2 separate regions of the Homo sapiens genome follow, and region 1 is linked to region 2. A link is an interaction called in ENCODE POLR2A ChIA-PET data of the cell type or tissue named here. Cell type or tissue: Panc1. All regions are shown on one strand. Region 1 overlaps FAF1 (Fas associated factor 1). Region 2 overlaps FAF1 (Fas associated factor 1).

Evidence for each region. Peaks named below come from ENCODE experiments on the same cell type or tissue, not always from the same donor. Only the 100,000 strongest peaks of a DNase experiment are listed, where the experiment ranks them.
Region 1: POLR2A ChIA-PET joins it to region 2 with 10 read pairs; 2 of 35 experiments call an interaction of 5 or more read pairs at or near these places.

What each region holds. Positions count from the first base shown.
Region 1 is chr1:50,501,036-50,506,035 of GRCh38, reverse strand. The region is part of intron 15 of FAF1 (Fas associated factor 1); the gene reads left to right. Among named protein-coding and RNA genes, the nearest start is that of FAF1-AS1, 62 kb to the right of the region's middle. In Panc1, no CTCF peak of the experiment used is centred here; no DNase peak of the experiment used is centred here.
Region 2 is chr1:50,601,542-50,606,541 of GRCh38, reverse strand. The region is part of intron 8 of FAF1 (Fas associated factor 1); the gene reads left to right. Among named protein-coding and RNA genes, the nearest start is that of FAF1-AS1, 160 kb to the right of the region's middle. RefSeq lists an enhancer at 1,997-3,196. In Panc1, CTCF peaks have their summits at 617, 849 (motif pointing right) and 1,812 (motif pointing right); DNase peaks (open chromatin) are centred at 881 and 2,521; H3K27ac peaks cover 1,465 bases.

The DNA of each region.
Region 1 (5,000 bases), 100 kb after region 2:
CACATGTAAAGGCTGCTCTGAGACCTTTGACTTTAAATCTTTCACACTAGTGTCAGAACTAAATTATAGCTTCTGATTTTTTTGTAATGAACAGATTAGTTACTCTTTCCATTTGACCTTTCCTTTTCCTGAAGCTCTCCCTAGATTTTCTAAACTTTAAATCCCATTAGGATTTTATTCCCTGCTTAGTGAAAGTTGAAAGTTTAGAAGGCTGAAACCAACATTTATATTGATTTTAAAGGTCAGCAAAGTTTTTCTATAAAGGGCTAGATAGTAAATATTTTTGGCCTTGGGGACCATATACTTTCTGTCACAGCTACTTAACTCTGTCATTGTAGCACAAAAGCAGCCATAAACAATATGCAAATGAATGAATATAGCCATGTTTCAATAAAGTTTTATTTACAAAAACAGGCCACAAATCAGTTTTGGCCCAAAGACCATACATAGTTTACTAACCTGTGATTGAAAGTAAGCATTTTTCTATTGTCTTATCTGTCTCCTTTCAGGAAGGAATCCTGACCAGAGAAGTATCCACAGAACATAGTATTCAGCTTTTATCAGTGACCATTATATCATCTCTTTGTTACACTCACATACACACACCCCCAAAATTCTCTAGACCATTTAGCTGGATATACCACATAACAAGGCTGCCATTTTGGAGAGGAATAGGTGTTTGGCTGTCTCTCTCTATTGCCTTTCTCAGAATGTATGCTCTCAGTGAACATGTTCCTGTGTAAGGAATTTCCATGTCCATTTGGGAACCTATTGTGAGGTGTCTGTTCAAAAGCCCAGGTCTTGTCTTCCAAACTCCTGACTGGCTGCTAAAGGATTAGGTCCCAGTTCTGGTATTTAACCATTCTTCTCCCCCAGTGTGGATTAACTTCCCCCATTCATGTCTTTCCTGAAAGCAAAAATAACATCCCAACCACTCTTCAGCAGTGTTAGATATATTACCTTAATCAAAATATTCTTGCTTTCTATAAGATCAGTAAGATCCCCCACTCAGAAGACTTCTACAGTCTTACAAGCAGTGCTTTTCAAAATTTAATCTGCATATGATAGGAGTCACCTGGAGGTCTTATTAAAGTTCATATTTCTGATGCAGTTATTCTGAAGTGTGGGGCCCAAGATTCTCCTTTTGTGACAAGCTCCAAATTGATTTCAATACTGCTTGTCCTTGGACCATACTTTGGTTAACAAGGTTCTAAGTACTATTTCTATTACTATAACCTAGTCATCCAGGGTCTTATCATTGGATCAGCAGCATTAAGAATCAGGGCTGGTATTCTATAGGTGAGGTGGCTTCAGTGATCTAGTCCTTGACTATGATGAGGACAACCAATTTATTTGTTTATTCAGTTTAGGAGTTTCTTTAAAACTGGGTGTTACCATTTGAAATTGATGTTGGGTACTTGTCTTTCATCTATACTAGAAAATTCAAAAACATGATCTCTTTAGGTATGGTTCATCCACTGTATTCTCTTCTAGACTTCCTAGTAGATGCATATTAGATACTCTTGACTGTGTCTTCCATGTCTCTTAACTTCTCTTTCATATTTTATTTTTCTGTATCTCTGTGTTGCAATTTAGATAATTTCTTGAGATTACTCACATTTCATTAATTCTCCCTTTACCTATGTCCAAGCTACTGTTTCATTGAAATTGATGTTGGGTACTTGTCTTTCATCTATACTAGAAAATTCAAAAACATGATCTCTTTAGGTATTGCTTAATCCACTGTATTCTCTTCTTTTAGGCTTCCTAGTAGATGCATATTGGATACTCTTGACTGTATCTTCCACATCTCTTAACTTCTCTGTCATATTTTATTTCTCTGTATCTTTCTGTGTTGCAATTTAGATAACTTCTTGAGATTACTCACATTTCATTAATTCTCCCTTTACCTATGTCCAAGCTACTGTGTCATCCATCTATTAATTTTTTGCAGTATTAATCATTTATTTTCTAAATGTATATTGAGGTACAATTGATATACAATAAACCACACCTATGTAAAGTATATAATTTGACAAGTTTTGACATATGTATACACCCATGAAATCCTTACCACAATCAAAATAGTGAACTATCACTCTCAAGGGCTTCCTCTTGTACCTTTGTCATCCCTCTTTGCTGTCTCTGTCTGTCAAGCCAAGTCCCACATATCCACTGAACTTTCTGTCAGCATAGATTTGTTTGCGTTTTCTAGAATTTTATTAAAAATTAAACCATATGGTATATACTCATTAGTCTGGCTACTTTCATTCAGTGTAATTATTTTGAGATTCTCCACATTGTTGCATATATCAATAATTCATTCCTTTTACTTGCTGAATAGTATTCCACCACATGGATATACCACCATGTTACTTTTTTTTTTGTTTTGGTTTTAGCAATTTTTTTTTTTTTTTTAAAGAGACAGGGAATCACTCTGTTGCCCAGGCTGGAATGCAGTGGTGCAGTCATACCTCACTGCAGCCTCAAACTCTTGGGCCCAAGTGAGTCTCCTCAGGCTCCTATAGCTGGGACTACAGACACACACTACTACACCCAGCTAATTGTTTTAAATTTTTGGTAGAGTCAGGGGTCTTGCTGTGTTGCCTAGGCTGTTCTCAAACTCTTAGCCTCAAGCAATTCTACCTTTGCCTCCCAAAGTGCTGAGATTACAGGTGTGAGCTGCTGCACCTGGCCCATTAACAATATCTATACAATTTTTTATGGAAATGGAATTTACATAAGATACAGTTAACCACTGTAGTGTATACAATTCAGTGGCATTTACTGTATTTGCAATATTGCACAACTACCATTTAGCAATTATTAACAGTGTTAATAGGATAATTTAACCTTTATATTTAAAAATTTTGCATAACTGCCTTTTTAAAAATAAGAGCAAGGTGCAGTGGCTCATACCTGTAATCCCAGCTACTCAGGAGGCTAAAGCAGGAGGACTGCTTGAGGCCAGGAGTTTGAGACCAGCCTGAACAACATAGCGAGACCCCATCTCTAAAAACATTTTTAATATAATAATTAGAATAATTAGCCTGACATGGTGGTGCACACCTGTAATCCAAGCTCCTCAGAGGCTGAGGCAGGAAAAAAAAATCACTTGAGCCCAGGAGTTTAAAACTGCAGTGAGCTATGGTCATGCCACTGCACTGCAGCCTGAGTGACAGAGTGAGACCCTGTTTCTTTAAATTAGAAAAAAAAAGTTTAAAAACACAGCAAAATAGCTCAAATACAATATATTGTATTTTTCTTTCTGAGTAGCCCATCATGCACACATACACCTAAGAAAGCTTGAATATTCAGCTATACTAAAATACAGTATTCCAACAGACCCCAACACTTTATTATTAGCTAACCTGGATCTTAAAACAGGCTGCTGACATATACGGCAAGTCCAGCCTCCAGCAGCCACTGAGCACTATGATATGGTTATACAATTTATACTTGTGAGTCAACTGCCTGACCTTAGTTCCTGTCAAACAGTCAATGAAACCAATACTGTACTTTTACCTAATTCACTCGGAATGCTCATGTGCCCCCAGTCTCCAGTGAAAAGACTGTCAGTCTTTGATACAACCCTGTATGTGACCATCATAATTTTTGCTAATAAAATCAAGCGGGCTAAGCTATGAATGGGTAGTTTCAGTTCTCACTAAATTGTTTCTTCTCTCCATATCCTGTTTTAGGAGTGAGGCTGAGCAGTCTCATGTAACCTTGCATTTCCTTGCTGTCTTCTTGGGTTTTAAGAGTCTGCCTTGTGTTGCTGACCCTAAGTCACTCAGTTCTAAGCACACTCTTCCTTTGAGTCTCTAACTGAGAGTTGGTCTTTATTAGAGAACTCAGTTCTCCAAACCCAGTTATGATTGGCTTAAAGTTGATGTGAAAGCCACTGATAAAGGGCTTATTATGCCTATTTTTTGAAATCTTATGATGATAAATAGTTACATTACAACAGAGGTTACCACACCTGTCTGCTCTGTACAATAAAAGCCACTACTGCTGCTTTCTATAGTGTTTATATTTTTCACAATTTTTTGAATGTTCACCTGTTGATGGATATTTGGATTATTTCCTAGTTTTTGGCTATTACAAATAAAGCTGCTATGAACATTTGTGTACACATTTTATATAGGCATATGGTAATATGGTCATTTGTCTTGGGTAACTACTTACTTAAGACTGGAATGACTGGATCATACATACAGTAGATAGATGCATAACTTTCTAACAAACTGCCGAAGTGTTTTCCAAAGTAGTTTTACCATTTTACGTTCCCAACAGCAGTGTATAAGAGAGTTCCAGTGCCTCCACATCCTCATCAACATTTTGTATAGTTAGTCTTTTCTTTTTTTTTTTTTTTGAGACGGAGTCTTGCTCTGTCACCCAGGCTGGAGTGCAGTGGTGCAATCTCGGCTCACTGCAGTCTCCACCTCTTGGGTTCATGCCATTCTCCTGCCTCAGCCTCCCGAGTAGCTGGGATTACAGGTGCCTGCCACCACGCCCAGCTAAATTTTTGTATTTTTAGTAGAGACAGGGTTTCACCATATTAGCCAGGATGGTCTTGACCTGACCTCGTGATCCGCCTGCCTTGGCCTTCCAAAGTGCTGAGATTACAGGCGTGAGCCACTGCGCCTGGCCTGGTTAGTCTTTTAAACTGAGACATTCTAATAGGTGTGTAGTAGTGTCTCACTGTGGTTTTAGTTTGCATTTTCTTGACGATTAATGAGACAGCATTTATTTTTCGACATGCTTATTTGCTGTCTATGTGTCTTTTGATGAAGTGTCTGCAAATCTTTTCTCCATTTTAAAATTGGGGTCCTTTTATTTTTGTATTTTGAAAGTTCTTTATGTGTTTTAGATACAAGTCTTTTACTTGAAATGTGATTTGCAAAGATTTTTCTCTCAGTCTATGGTTTTGTCACTATGACTTTCTTTTTCATAAATACCAACTTATTTCAATGTACTCTGCAGTGAATATTTTGCAT
Region 2 (5,000 bases):
GGCAACAAGAGTGAAACTCCGTCTCAAAAAAAAAAAAAAAAAAAAAAAAAAAGCAACTCTCACAGCTACAATATATCTAAACAAAAATGCTCTCCACAGGTTGGCACTCACAAGAATGTTATGTGGGAAATGATAAGAAACCCTTCTCTCTTTATAATTTAAATTTGTTCACTTAGGAAGAAATTTTTCTTTAACATTGGTCGGCATCATTTGGATATCTTTGGTATGGAAAAGACTGAATAATATATTTGGTTGTTATATGTTTTAGAACATATACTAATACAGTTAAATTTAATTGACATAAGTTGATATAAAATACTTAAATGATACCAATTCTGTCATCTAGGCTTAGATTCTTAAAAATAATTGGGCATTGCAACTGAAAACACCTATATGATAATCCTTCTGGCAAGGACACAAAGATGAGGTGGTGTGTGATTTTTATTTTTTTAAAGTTGAAAATCTAGTCCACTATGCTACATATTTTTTCACTTATCTCTTTATTGCTGTCAACAAAGATATTATTCCCATTTCTCAGACAAGGAAACTGAGATGTTTTGAGATAAGCAGCTTTCCTGAGAAATGACATTAGTTATCAAAGCCTGGCTCCAAGGCCAGGTTATTTGGATCCAAGTGCCTGACATATAATAACTTAATATTTATTGAATAAGTTATCAACTCTGAGTAACTATATGGTTAGTATAACATTCAACAAATAGTTCTAAATTATCAAATAATATGAGGAAGAAAAGCAGAGTCAAGAGAAATCTGCACATATTCCAGATCTCTCTTTCCCCCTCACCCTTCTTACTGGTTATAGGCAATGTGTTTAATATGTTCTTTTCCCTCTTCTGCCCTCCACCAGAGGGTGCTCATAAGCAACTAAATGGCATAAAGCTGTAGTGATAGGAACTGTGAAAGAAGGGCTATTTTAATTCACAGTGTGGATTATTGGCCTCTGTGAAAAAAAAAAAAAGTTGACTTTGAAACAGAGTTCTTGATTGAGCTGAAATAACTTTGGTTTAAAGTTGCCTTACAAATAACATCTTGAGCACTTACTTACCTGAGGATAGTACTTTTTTATATAGGTAAAGTTGACCATTCTCTCTAAAAAGGTATGAGGGACTATGCCATTAGACAGTGTTAGGCTGGTCTGGGTTGTATTTCTTATTGTGTAACTTAATGCTCTTCAGAAGTATTTTAATGACGTAAAATACTTCAGAACCTCTTCTAGTGTACTCACTAAAATCAATAAGTAATGAAGTACAAGAATATTGATGTCTGTGTTTAGTTATAAAAGCATATCCATTTAGAAATTGTGCTAATTCTGTTACAGTGAGCAGCTCTTTATCTCGCTATGACATAATCTGGTTTTAGGGGATGAAATGCCCTAGAAGATTAAAAAAACAAACAAACAAAAAAACCTTTTATATTGAGCAACCTCTGTTTGATAGCCAAAATCTCAAGATAATGTTGGGACAGTATAAGGAAGCATAAAAGTGGGTAATTATAATGTGGAAAATAGCATCAGGTGATTCTCCTTGATTTTGAGAGTCCCACCAGATTAAATGAAAGAAACCAAAAAAGTAAGTCAGGAGCATTTAAAATTACTATATATATTTCCAAAAGCTTTTAAAAAGAAAATATGAGATAATTAAATCAAGATATTTGTTAGTATTTTACAATTAACTGTAACATCTTTAAAAAACACATAGCTGGCTGGGTGTGGTGGCTCACACCTGTAATCCCAGCACTTTGAGAGGCCAAAAGGGGGAGCCCAGGAGCTCAAGACCAGCCTGGGCAACATGATGAGACTCCATCTCTACAAAAAATAAGGAGACCCTCATTTCTACAAAAAATTAAAGAATTAGCTGGGCATGGCAGCATGCACCTGCAGACTCAGCCACACAGGAGGCTGAGGTGGGAGGATTGCTTGATGCTGGGAGATCGAGGTGGCAGTCGGCCGTGATTGTACCACTGCACTCCAGTCTGGGTAACAAAGCAAGACTGTCTCAAAAAACAAAAAAAGAAGAAAAAGAAAAACCGAGATTAGGAGTCAAGAAGAGAACATGCTTGTGCTATCATTAAGCAGATGTGAGACTTGGGACAAACACTTTACCTCTCTATACCTCAGTTTCTTTTCCTGTTAAGTGAGAGGATTAGACCCTTATCTTGTGAGGAGAAACTGCCTTTCATTTGGAATCTGTTGGGGATGGTGGGATCACTGATAGAAGTTTAAGAGAAGGCTGCTGATACCTTCTCTCTGGAAATTCTTATTACTAGCTTGGAATGGGGCAAGGGAGATGCTGAGTGGTGGAAGATATGGCAGTAGCACTTGACTCAGCTAAGGCTTCAAGATCTCCTGGTTGGGATACAAGCAACTGATGAATTCTGAGGACTCTTCCAAATCTAGTATCTTGTGTGTAAAATGAAGCCATGTATAGCAGCCATCCTTGTTTCTTCCAGCTCCGGTTGCTTACATGGTAGTGTTTGTGTTTATGTACATAGCAAAAAGCCTGAGAACTTGTAACTGTTGGTGTTTATTTCATTAAACTTTACCAACTTGCCAAATCAATTGAGGACTATAACGCAGCAAGGCCAGGCAGAGAACACAGTTTTTTGAGCTATTTACACAGGAGTTTTGTTGATAATTGATCTTGACCTGCACATGTCTTTTAATATTCTGTTGGTTCCAGAATATTATTAGTCACTTCCTTTTTAACAGTGTGCTTTTTTATGAGGTGACTAAACTGCTGTTTAACCCTGCTACAAGAATGTGGCAGTGGGCTAGTCCAGACAAGTGCATGTACACTTGGTAACTAGCATTCTTGATAAGCTTGCTTCAACCTGCCACAAATTAAAGCTCTGTGTGACTTTTCTAGCACATAAGTGACAAAAAAAATGGCTGGGGGAAGGGCAGAAGAAACCTCGGATTGTGAATAAAAATAAGCTTTTTAGAGTTGCGCTTTGGTTGGCAGTAAATGAAATTTTAGCCTCATGACTCAGTTCGGTTTAAAACTACCTCAGTAATCTATTTAGCTGAACAGTAAGCATCTGAAAATTTAAAAGGGGTATTCTAGAAGTCATCTTCAGGACTCCTTACTATAAAAAACCTTATCTACGTTGGAAATGTGATGTAATAGAAAACTCCATGGCTTTTGGAGTTAAATCTGGTTTGCCATCTGGTACCTGATTTATCTTGGACAGGTTACTCCACTACTCTAAGGTTGTTTTATGATTTGTACAATCACGATAGTCTTTAATTTACAGAGTTGTCATGTATGGTAGACATATGTTAAGCACTTACTATGTAGTTTCTGACTAATGGATGGTATCTAGGAGTAGCTGTTTTAATTAAGCCAAAGAAAGTAATTACTGGTTATCAGATAGTAAGACAAGATATCTTAGAGCCTTAATAGTTGTTCGATTGGATACTTTTTAAATGGTTGTGAGATAAAGTGCCTGAGTTTTAATTTTGGTTCACCAGTCAGTACCTGTTTGACTTTGGGCAACCTTCTTATTCTGTGTGAGATTTAGTAACCTCATCTCTAAAGTGGGGATTATAATCCTTACCTGGCAGAGTTATTGTGAGAATTAAGTGGGGTAGTGCGTGTAAAGCACTTTGTGTAATAACAATACATACTGAGCTCTTAATAGTAGCAGTTATTATACAACTGCTTTTTAAAATACGGAATGGTTTCATGGGTGTATGTATATATATGTCAAAAAGCAATACTTTAGGCTGGGTGAGGTGGCTCCTATCTGTAATCCCAGCATTTTGGGAAGCCGAGGCGGGCAGATCACTTGAGGTGAGGAGTTCAAGATCAGCCTGGGCAACATGATGAAACCCCATCTCTACAAAAATACAAAAATTAGCCGGACTTGGTGGCATGCACCTGTAGTCCCAGGTACTCAGGAGGCTGAGGCAGGAGAATCGTTTGAACCTGGGAGACGGAGGTTGCAGTGAGCTGAGATCACACCACTGCACTCCAGCCTGGGTGGCAGAGTGAGACTCTGTCTCAAAAAAAAAAAAAAAAAGCAATACTTTATATGAGGATATAAATGCATATATTAATAGCACTGAATACTGCCTTATTGAAGTATAATTGACCTGTAATAAACCATACATTTTTTAAGTGTACAGTTGGATACATCTTGACATACAAATACACAGATTAAAAAGATCATCAGTGCAGTGTAGTCAGTGCTAATATCCGGTAGCATTCCCAAATCTGGATGAAATTACATCAGTGTCTTGTGAGGACGATGACAAGCTTGAGATATGGTTTTTAAAAAATGTCTCATATTAATTGTTCTTCTTAAAACACAAGAGAATTGTATTTTACAAACTGAGTGAATAAAAGATAAAAACAGTAAAGCTGTAGTTTGAATCTCGTTCACTTGTGTTACTGGGTGTGTCACATGCAGAGCAAGGAGTCTGCAGGTGACATAACCAAATCTCCTTAGTGATGTATGAAGATCATAGCCCATTAGGGCTAGAAGGGATCTGAGAGGCCATTTAGTTGGTCGTACCTATATTTTACAAAAGGAGATGTTAAGACTCTTGGTTACTGACCCAAGGTCCCATAACAGGTTTTATAGCTTCCAATACTCTTAAAATGTCTTATTCTTTGTCATTTATAATTAGAAAAAAAGACAGACTGCAAGCATGTATTTGGGGAGGGTTAAAATTTGGCTATAAAATAAAAAATACTTTGAAGAACTAATTCATATGTATATGAATATATGTATATATGAATATATGTATACATATGAATATATATGTGTATATATGAATATATGTGTGTATATGAATATATATAGTGTGTGTGTGTATATATATATATATGAATATATATGTATTGTTTGAGACTGAGTCTCACCCAGGCTGGAGTGCAGCGGCTCAATCTCAGCTCACTGCAACCTCTGCCTCCCGGGTTCAAACAGTTCTCCTGCCTCAGCCTCCCGAGTGCCTGAGAGTACAGGCTCCCGCCACCATG